Linked DNA regions of Homo sapiens: regions 2 and 3 are each linked to region 1. A link is a contact called in ENCODE Hi-C or POLR2A ChIA-PET data. All regions are on one chromosome and are shown on one strand. The core of a region is the stretch at or near the end of the contact, and the rest is flanking DNA. Distances in the headings are between cores, read along the strand shown. Region 1 has its middle 36 kb from the start of CCDC80. Region 2 holds the start of TBILA (TGF-beta induced lncRNA). Region 3 overlaps BOC (BOC cell adhesion associated, oncogene regulated).

Region 1 (3,083 bases), core at 322-2,821:
GAAAGCAATAACTTCTGGCATGCAGAGTAGAAACAGAAGCAGTATGATTCTCAGGAGAAGTGAAGTGTCAAAGGAGGACCTGGAGATCGCAAGGGAAGAGGGAGTGGTGTTGTTGGGGGAGCCCGGCACGGAGCGTGATTTGCTCCTTGGAAAGTCAGAGGTGATGGGTGTTTCTCATCTGGGCAGAGAAACAAACACAAGGAGTCAGGATCTGCGGCTTCCTGGGTGGAAACAGGGCCAGACAAGACAGTTCAGACGGGACTAGAAAAGGAAGCAGAGGGGAAGCAATTGGCAAAAGGTTTTCCAATAGTCAGAGATGGTAACAAGCTGGTCCCAGATGCTTGGACCCAAATACTTAGAGCAATAAGTTGACTTCATAAGGTAAATTGTAAACTAGACAGTGCTGAGCCATATCTAATTTATACTTTAGGTGTCCTCATGATTTTCTAGAAAAAAATTACTATAAATTTTAATTATTTTGGTTATTTTCCAGTTTTCTTCAATGTTTCTTGTTAAATTTTAATTTGAATCTCTTTTCCTAAAGCCACCTTGTAAATGAGTCTTTATTTTGAGATTTTTTTTTTCTTCCATTTATTTGCTGAATTTAATCAATACTCTTCATTTCTTCCTGGCTGGCTTTTGTTTGTTTATTTTTTGGTCCACTTGGGTTTTTGTTTTTCAATTTTTCATTCACTTCAAATACAGGTAAGTAAGGCTTGAAAGAGATGGGTATTTGTAGAAGCCACAGCCTGGCAGAGAAAGGAGCATCTGCAAAGGCACTGAGGCAGGAGCAAACCTATCTTATTTGAGCAAAATTAAGAAAATCCGCATGGCTGGATTAGAAGAGCAATGGGATTATTTTTATTATGTGTCGGGCACTGTCTTAGGGGCTTTAAAAATATTAACTCATTTTGTTCTCAAAACAACACTACGAACAGGATACGATTTTTAGCCTCATTTCACCAATGAGGAAGTGAGGCACAGACCAGTTAAGTAATTTACTCAAAAACACACAGAAAATAGAGCCACAGAATAGTCTGGTTCCATCTTTTATACTAGGAGAAGGAGGAAAAGAAAGAGGAGGAGATGGAGAGGAAAGTGGAAGGGGAAGGAGAGGAAGAGGACAGGGAAGACTAGGACAGGTGAAAGGTAACAGGGTACCTCAGCAGGTAGGTCTCACAGAGCATTTCTGGGACTCTCACTTTTACTCTGAGTGAGATGGAACATCATGGGAAGATTTTAATCAAGGAAGTGACATAATTTGATTTACATTGGAAAAGGATCCCTCTGGCTGCTGGGTTGAAAACAGACTGTAAAAGAGAAAATGATGGAAGCAGGAAGACCAGCAAGGAAGCTATTAAAGTAACACAGGGTGTCAGATCAGCTGATATTCACAAATTCGGATTTTTCATGCAAAAAAAACCTCATCTTTGTGTTTCTTTAAACATATTGGCAACTAATTCAAGCCTTTGTAAAATACTGTGACTGCTCATTAAAAGACATGTTGACAGACACCACCCCCTCACCCGTAACACACACACACACATGCGCGCCCTCTCCTCTTGCATGACTCCTCTCTCAGGGCTGAGCTGTTTTTCTGAGGGTGCCACAATGAATCAGCTGCTTAGTCATCTCTGGAGTGCGGGAGCTAGCAGAACAGCAAAGAGGCATTACAAACCCAATAGCGGGTTTCACTTCCTTGAGCAGTATTTATTCTGCTCTCTACCTCATGCTGCCCAAACTGTTGGAGAGGCCCTATCCACTCTCCCTGCCTTTTCAGCCCTTATTCTCCCAAATGCAGCCACAGAGGAGGTAAGAGAGACAATCCTGGTTGGTGGCAGACATTATCCTAGTATCATTTTTCCTGCCCCTGGAGACCTGAGATGCTGAGTTATAAATGCCCCCTTCACATTTGAAACTATATTTTGCAAGCCCTAGGAAGGCAGCTGTGCAAAGCTTGCAAGGAGGACAGAAGTGTGCAAACTTTTTTTTATCCCCTCCTTAATAAAATCATACAAATTGATGCAGGTGAACCCGCTAGCCACCAGTGGATATCTGATATCAGTCTGAAAATTTTAGACCTGATTTCTGAGGTGTGCATGAGCTTTGGCCTTTGTTTTAATAACCAAGGGCTGAGATTCTCTTTGAGAAGAAGGTCCCCTCCCATTCTCTATGCATTTTTTATTTGTATAAATTTAAAGGGTACAAGCGAAATTTCGTTACATGCATGTATTGCACAGTGGTGAAGTCATGGCTTTTACTGGATTTGTTATCTGAAAAATGTACTTTGTACCAATTAAGTAATTTCTCATAATCTCCCCACCTTCTGTGCCCCCACCCTTCCAAGTCTCTAGTGTCTATCATTCCACACTCTTTGCCCATGTGTACACATTATATAGCTCCCACTTATAAGTGAAAACATGCAGTATTTGACTTTCTGTTTCTGAGTTGTTTCACTTAAGGCAATGGCCTCCAGTTCCATCCATGTCACCGCAGAACACATTATTTCATTCTTTTTTATGGCTGAATAGTATTCCATTGTGTTTATATACCACATTTTCTTTATCCTATTATCCATTGACAGGACACTTAGGTTGATTCCATATCTTTGCTGTTGGCCACACATTTTTTTAGATGTGGTTACTACAGCAACACACTTGTCAGGTCAGCCTTGGGAAGACAGCAATAACTTCTGTCAGGATACAGAAACAAATTTATCTTCTTAGTAGCTGGCCAGATAATTTCCTAAGGGAGAAAGGGCTTTGATAGCAATGAGGTGGGTAAAAGACATAGCCTTGGTCTTAAGTGAAGAAGGAAAGTAGACGGAAGACTGGGACCAAGCACTGCAGAGGAAATGTGAAGAGTGATGGGAGTCTGGCTGGAGAAGTGGGGGAAGTCGGGGGAGGCTTAGAGAAATAGGTAGCTGCAGGAGGTGGGGGACTGAGCAGAGCATTGGGAGATGTGACTCTTTCCTATGAATCTCCAGATCACCACTAAAATTACCAAAAAATCTTTGCTGCAAAAACTGGTGAAGGGCCTTGGGTATTAAGGTTGGCCTGGGGCAGAAACAGAGTCACCTGCAC
Region 2 (3,089 bases), core at 539-3,038, 540 kb before region 1:
ACCTTTTAAATCATCATAGAAATAAAGATGTTGGGCAAACTGATCAACTATTTGGAAAAAAATTTACATCTGACACCATATATTGAATATATGTTGCCAAATGTAAAATAACAAAATCAAAACTTATGTGAGTTGATTTGTCTTATCTTAGGAAGAGCAAAGAATTTTAAGCATGAATGCAATGGCAGAAACCAAAAAGCTTTCTAGATTTAAAATCGAATTTTCTTTAAAATAAATAAAAAACCATAAGAAGTCCAAATAGCATAAGATGTGTGCACCTTGGAAAAAGGTTTTTTTTCTTACATAAAACAAAATTTTAAAGTAAAAAAATTTTTTTAAAGTTTTTTTGCACTTATTCAGTGCACGTGATATGCCAGAAACAATGCCAGGAACCAGGAATTCAAAGATAAATAAGAAACAATCACTACATTTGAGCATCTCATATCTAGTAATAAAAATAGTAATTTATATAATTGTTAGAACAATGCTAGAGTAGAAGATTGACAAGGGGCTGTGACAACCCAGGGTAGAGAAGTCTCAGACAACATGATTCTTAGGAAGGGACATGAGATATTCCACAGGACCACCAATCCTCTTTTCGGCAAGTGGTCAAAAGTGGGCTACCATTTTTTCCTGTGTTCCACTCTCCAGTAGCATGAACTGAGACCAGGGATTCCAAACATAACCCTGTGAAGACCCCCTCTGGCTCGCTTACTCTCTCTAGATCACCCCACTTTATACCCTAGAGATTACCTTGTCTGTGGTGGCACTATTTTGGTGGCACGGCTTTGATATTAAGGAAGATGATGGTCAGAAAAAGAAAGCAGAAAATATCTTCTAATTTTGAACCCTACTTTATGTCAGGCACTATGCTAGCACAATACACACTAGAACTCTCTAAGGTAGATATTGTATTATTATTTCTACTTAAAATAAAGAGGCTGAGGTCCAGAAAGTAAATCTGAGTTCTGTGCCTATTTAATCTAGATGACCTCTGCTTACCTGCTTGCAGGGAGTGCACATCAAAGGAAGACTCAAGGTGGCAGGAAGCTTGCTGTTTATTTCAAACTTAAAATAGTGGCTGAAAGAGGGTGGTGATTTTGACCTCCTTGTGGAGCATGAGGAGCTCAGGAGAGCATCTCCTTCCCGGGCTTTCAGAAAGTTGTTTCATTTCTTAGGTGGTAACCTATTATATAGACCTTCCTTGGTAAAGTCTTTCCACCTTTCAGCTATTCTCCATCAGCTGCTCACCATGATTCTTGGGAGAAGGCAAAACCTATGGGAAATTTAATGTGGTATCTGGCACAGAGTAGGCACTGAAGGCTTGGCAGTTTCCTTACCCAACTACTTTCTACCCCAACTTAGTGTGCTAACTGTATACTAGCTTTCTTTTTCTCTTCCTTGCTGTATTGTCCTGTCCCATCTCCTCTGCTCTCCCACAGGGAGTCTAGACTTACCTGTTTTCTCTCAGCAGAGAATTTCCCATCCTCTCAGTCCTCTCAGGGCTTCCCCTCCGTCCCTTTACCACTTCCTTCTTGCCTTGTGCTCTGACAGGGCAACTCCTGACTTAAAGAAAGGGCTGTGTGGCTCTGGCCACCCGTGCAGAGACAGCAGAAAGGAGAAGGGTGTCTCTGCAGAGGGAAGGAAGAGGCTGGGGGAGGAGTGTTAGAGGCACGCATGTGCAGAATGTCCTAACATGTCAGTGCCTGAACCAACCTGGCTGTTGGCCATAACCAGCAACTACCCGTCAATGAGAGCTTCGAACCTCTGGGGAATCCCAGGTCTGAAATTACAGATGGGCCATGGGAGTTTTTCCACTACAGATATTTACGTTTATAAATCACGTTGTCTTCTTAGAAAAGTCAGAAGGAGGTTAAAACAGTCAAGCCACAGACCTGTAGAAAATATAGTATCAACAACTCTCAAATCTGAAAACAAACACCCAGTAACAAAATGGGCAAAATATTTGAACAGACATTTCACCAAAGGAACTATACAGATGAACATTAAAAGATGCTAAACATTGTAGTTATTAGGGAAGTGTAAATCAAATCCACAATGGAACACTTTTACATACTTATTACAATGGCTATAAAACCCTGACAATATCAAGTATGGCAAGGTATGCAAAGCAACTGGAAGTCTCATGCATTGCTGATGAGAATGCAAAATGACAGCCTTTTTGGAAAGAAGTGATAAGGACAGAAGGCAGGGCTTTACTGGGTAGAAGAGGGTGGTTCACTGGCAAAGGTCCCACCCTCAAGCCTTGAAACCGAAGCCCTAAATGAGAACAGTTATCCCTGTTATCCTGCCCAAATGTTACTCTTTAGCCTGTCCAGCCCCCCTATCCCGTGCCCATATAAACCCCAGACCTCAGCTGGCAGACAGACAAGCGGCTGAACATCAAGAGGAGAAGAAGCAACTGAGTGTCAGAGATGTGGCTTAACTTCAGGTGGCATGACTTCAGGGAGGAGCCCGGCCAGAGACAGCAGACTTCAGGGAAAGGTCACTTTCTTCCTGCACCATCCCCTTTGCAGCTCCCCTTCCACTGAGAGCCACTTCCACCATTTAATAAAATCGTCCACATCCATCAACTTTCAAACCATTCATGCAACCTGATTCTTCCTGGATGCTGAACAAGAACCTGGGTACCAACAGGGCAGGGTGTAAAAGGCTGCCACCCTGACTCTCCATTGAGTGGGTTAACACTTAGCTGTCCACGGATGGCAACTGCTAAAAGAGCATGAATTGTAACACATCCCTAAATGCTGCTGTTGGGCTGGAGCCCAAAAGTGCTCATCGAAGCCCTGGCACCCGCTTGCCTGCGTGCTCCCGCTCCCACAGAGAGTTTGAGCATGGTGGTGGCCAAGTAAGTAGGCCACACCCCTGTCGCAAGTCCCGAGAAGGGGTCAAGGGAACTCTCCCATCTCAGAAGTATGGCAATTTCTTATAAAATTGAACATAGGGTTACTGTACAACCTGGCAATTTCACTCCTAGGCATTTAGCCAAGTGAAACTTATGTCCTCTAAGACTGTGTGTACAAATTTTTATATGTGCTTTACTCATAATAGCCGAAATACCCTGGAAA
Region 3 (3,109 bases), core at 45-2,544, 600 kb after region 1:
AGTGTTTTCTCTGTAGGCTGTGAAACACCCGCTCAGTTCTCAGAATCTGTCATGGCTTGGGTTGGACAAGCAGGCATTTGAGCTCAAAGCACATCATGTTGTTCAGACCTCAGCTGTTTCTCCTTGACAGAAGGAAGTCTGTCCAGGTGAATGCTTCAGGAGCTGTCAGGGAGGGAGTCTCGGGCTCTGACAGGATGCGGGGGCAGAGCCCAGCCAGGCCTATGCTCCTGGACACTGTGTCCTGTGAGGCAGGGCAGGGTCCCCAGGCCGCCACTCTCGCTCAAGGCCGTGCTCTTACCTGCCGTTACCCCACAGGGATGAGGACATGAAATTCCCTGTAAGAAAATGTCCTTGAAAATGTTTTTGTTCACTCCAAGTATATGCCATTTTCTTTCTAAGGCCATTTGATAGTAGAAAACTATTATTCTTAAATGGTTTTTTAAAAATTGTATGTGATAAAAGCATATACATGCTGATTTTGCTTATAAAAATGCTATGTGCACTTGATGGAAAGCATATGAATGTGGAATTAAAAGTCTTTCTCCACTCCTCCCCACCTCCACAAACAAGCAAGAAAACAGAACCAACCCTGCACAGTGGAGAGCGCTAGCTGTGCGGAAGCTGTTTCCCTGCCTTGGAGCCCTGGCCCCTGACTCCTTCTATTCTGTTTTTTTCCCCTTACATGCTCTCCTAGAAGTCCTTGGGTCAGGACAAGTCCACAGAGACCCTGGGGTTGTCAGAAAGACACCTAAGGCAGAGCACCCCCTATGCTCCCTCTGCTGCCTCCCCAGAGGCAGGGGGACGGGGCGAGCAGTTTCTCATTAGCCCTCCACCTGCTGGCCTCTTCATAGGCAGCCAGCAAAGCGGGTGAATGAGTTTTTAACAAAAAGCAGCATTGTTCACATGTTGTAGGGCAGGGCTGGTCCTAATCCTATTTCCCCATGTAACTGGACACCTCCATCTCAGAGTTGTAGACAAAGATCAGGGCAGGCCAAACGCCCATGGTTCCCAGGAGACAAAACCCAGCATGAGAGCAAGACTAATATTTTTCAGGCCAATAGGTGGCCGTGAAGCAGCCTCGCAGAAGAGGCAGATTGGCAAAGGCCATGCCGTGGTGATCCGGAAATGCCAGGCTCAGGCCGCATTCACCCCCTCAGTGTGTGTGACAGTGACTAATTACCCTTCTATTTCTTATTTTCATTTCTGGGCCCAGTGGAAGTGTGAGGCCAGTGCTGGGAGGGCAGGGTACATGGGGCGCAGGGGAAGTGAGAGTCCGGACAGGCCCCTGCTGCGTCTGGCTTCTCTCAGGCTCCAGCCTGGGGTCTCCTCAGCCTGGGGTTGCCAAGGCAGAAGTTCTGGCTTGAAAGCAGTTCCTCTCTTACGGAACTAACAAGTCTTAAAGATCACCCGAGAAAGAATTTGAAATCGAAAGTCAGCATTCGGGCTGTGTTTTTTCATCCCCCTTCTCTTGCTGGGGATTGGGAATCATTCAGCTAATTTTCACTGTTTCACATCCATGAAGCAAGTTTCATTTCCTGGTGCATCTGCAGACCCTGGGCTACTGTGTTTGGGTTTCCAGCACCACTGGGGAGTCTCAGTTTGTAAAAACGTCTCCCCTTGGAACAAATCCTGGAAGCCTGACAATGAGCCCAGACCATTCCTGTGCCTTGAATGGTAGGTTTTGTTCGACTTTGGAATATTCTGCTCAGAGAGAAGAGCTTTTCCTTACAGCTGTTTTCTTCCTTCAGCAAACCACAACTTGAGGCTCCAGCAGGTTCTCTGGGGTGTAGAGTTGGCAGTAAAGTCTGTTGTCCCGAAAGGTGGCGCGGCAAAGATGAGCAGCCTCTCAGCATCACCTGTTGGGGAGCCTGGAGCTCCCTTACTTTTTCCTTTAAAGAGCTAGGAATTTGAAGCTATTAAAGATTAATCCATCACAGTCACAATTCATCCACAGTTTTTAAGTTCTGAGCAAGGACTGAAGGCAGGAGCGGAAACAAAGAGGATTGAAATGATAGAAACTGCACTGGGCTGAGGATGTGGAGAGGGGTCTAGAGAGGCCAGGCATTTGCTGGGCATCTACTGTGCACCAAGCTCACTGTGGGGCACTTTATACAACTTCTCTCATTTAATCTTCAGAATAACCTGAGAGAGTTTATTTGCCTCATTGGTGAAATGCAGAGCTGAAGGGTCAGAGAGTTAGGGGACTTGCTCTGAGTTACACAACCGGGATTTGAACCCAGGACTTTGGATCCCAGACTCTTCTTCCCAGGATAGGGTGCAATGATGGGCATGCTCTTTGGAGTCAAGTCACCGTTTTGGTGCTCACTAGCCGTGTGGCCTTGAGCAAATTGCTCATTTCTCTAAACCTTAGTCTCCCTATTTGTGAAGTGGAAACAATATTAACACCAATCTTTTGGGCTATTTTGAGGAAAAGGAAGTAGCACCTATAAACTGCTTAGTTCCATGCATAGCACAGAGCAAGTGCTTAGCGAATGTTGCTATTTTAATGGGTGCTGATACTTTCGTTACCTTTCTCATCATTGTGTCTCATTAGAATATAAGCAGAGGGAACTGCATTTGGTTTACATACAGAAGGAGAAAGAAAACAAAACATGGAGATTCTTTGAAATACAGGGAGAGAAGGTCTTTGGAGGAGTTCTCAGCAATATCAGTCAGGCTGTCTGACTTCCCCCACTGAGGTTTCTTTGATGAGATCATTAGACGAGGGATCAGGGAGCCTGACTTGAATGTCCCAGTGAGGTTGGTGTCCCATAGCCAGGGGGGCCAGTCCGAGGCTGTGCCACCCTAACCCCAACCTGGCTTATCGTCCTTCCCCTTCTCCTGCCCTCTTGGGCTCAGCGCTGCTTTCTTTGTAAACCATAGCCCACTCGTAGCCCGAGGCTGAGATGCCGGTCTTTATACCAGCTACCTTCTCCAGCAGGTCACAAATTCCTCTGACGATTGGACCATCTCTGGCATTCCAGCCAACCAGCACCGCCTGACCCTCACCAGACTTGACCCCGGGAGCTTGTATGAAGTGGAGATGGCAGCTTACAACTGTGCGGGAGAGGGCCAGACAGCCATGGTCACCTTCCGAACTGGTGAGAGT

The links. A loop is a pair of places that touch in the nucleus more often than their neighbours do. ChIA-PET counts read pairs that join two places held with the same protein, here RNA polymerase II (POLR2A). Pooled maps may share reads with other maps.
Region 2: a pooled map shows a loop between it and region 1 (11-fold over the local background). The contact joins the promoter of TBILA here to the enhancer-like site in region 1. A Hi-C loop is called at or near these places in 10 of 37 single-sample maps with no recorded cell type and 12 of 50 pooled maps. POLR2A ChIA-PET finds 5 or more read pairs at or near these places in 1 of 52 experiments (activated CD4-positive, alpha-beta T cell).
Region 3: a map with no recorded cell type shows a loop between it and region 1 (8-fold over the local background). The contact joins two enhancer-like sites. A Hi-C loop is called at or near these places in 4 of 37 single-sample maps with no recorded cell type and 3 of 50 pooled maps. POLR2A ChIA-PET finds 5 or more read pairs at or near these places in 2 of 52 experiments (activated CD4-positive, alpha-beta memory T cell and activated CD8-positive, alpha-beta memory T cell).

What each region holds. Positions count from the first base shown.
Region 1 is chr3:112,675,365-112,678,447 of GRCh38, forward strand. No RefSeq gene overlaps it. Among named protein-coding and RNA genes, the nearest start is that of CCDC80, 36 kb to the left of the region's middle. Within about 2 kb of position 1,572, at least 14 of the 41 ENCODE cell types and tissues checked have a DNase peak (open chromatin) inside an H3K27ac peak, as active enhancers do.
Region 2 is chr3:112,131,635-112,134,723 of GRCh38, forward strand. It overlaps TBILA (TGF-beta induced lncRNA), which reads left to right and starts at 1,789. Exons shown (of 1, transcript NR_157393.1): 1 at 1,789-3,089. It overlaps GCSAM (germinal center associated signaling and motility), which reads right to left and starts at 1,614. Exons shown (of 6, transcript NM_152785.5): 1 at 1,458-1,614. The coding sequence starts at 1,486. It also overlaps a transcript of C3orf52 not described here. RefSeq lists enhancers at 1,220-1,279, 1,760-1,939.
Region 3 is chr3:113,275,157-113,278,265 of GRCh38, forward strand. It overlaps BOC (BOC cell adhesion associated, oncogene regulated), which reads left to right. Exons shown (of 20, transcript NM_001378074.1): 10 at 2,939-3,101. Among named protein-coding and RNA genes, the nearest start is that of BOC, 65 kb to the left of the region's middle. RefSeq lists enhancers at 859-958, 1,369-1,448. Within about 2 kb of position 1,295, at least 21 of the 41 ENCODE cell types and tissues checked have a DNase peak (open chromatin) inside an H3K27ac peak, as active enhancers do.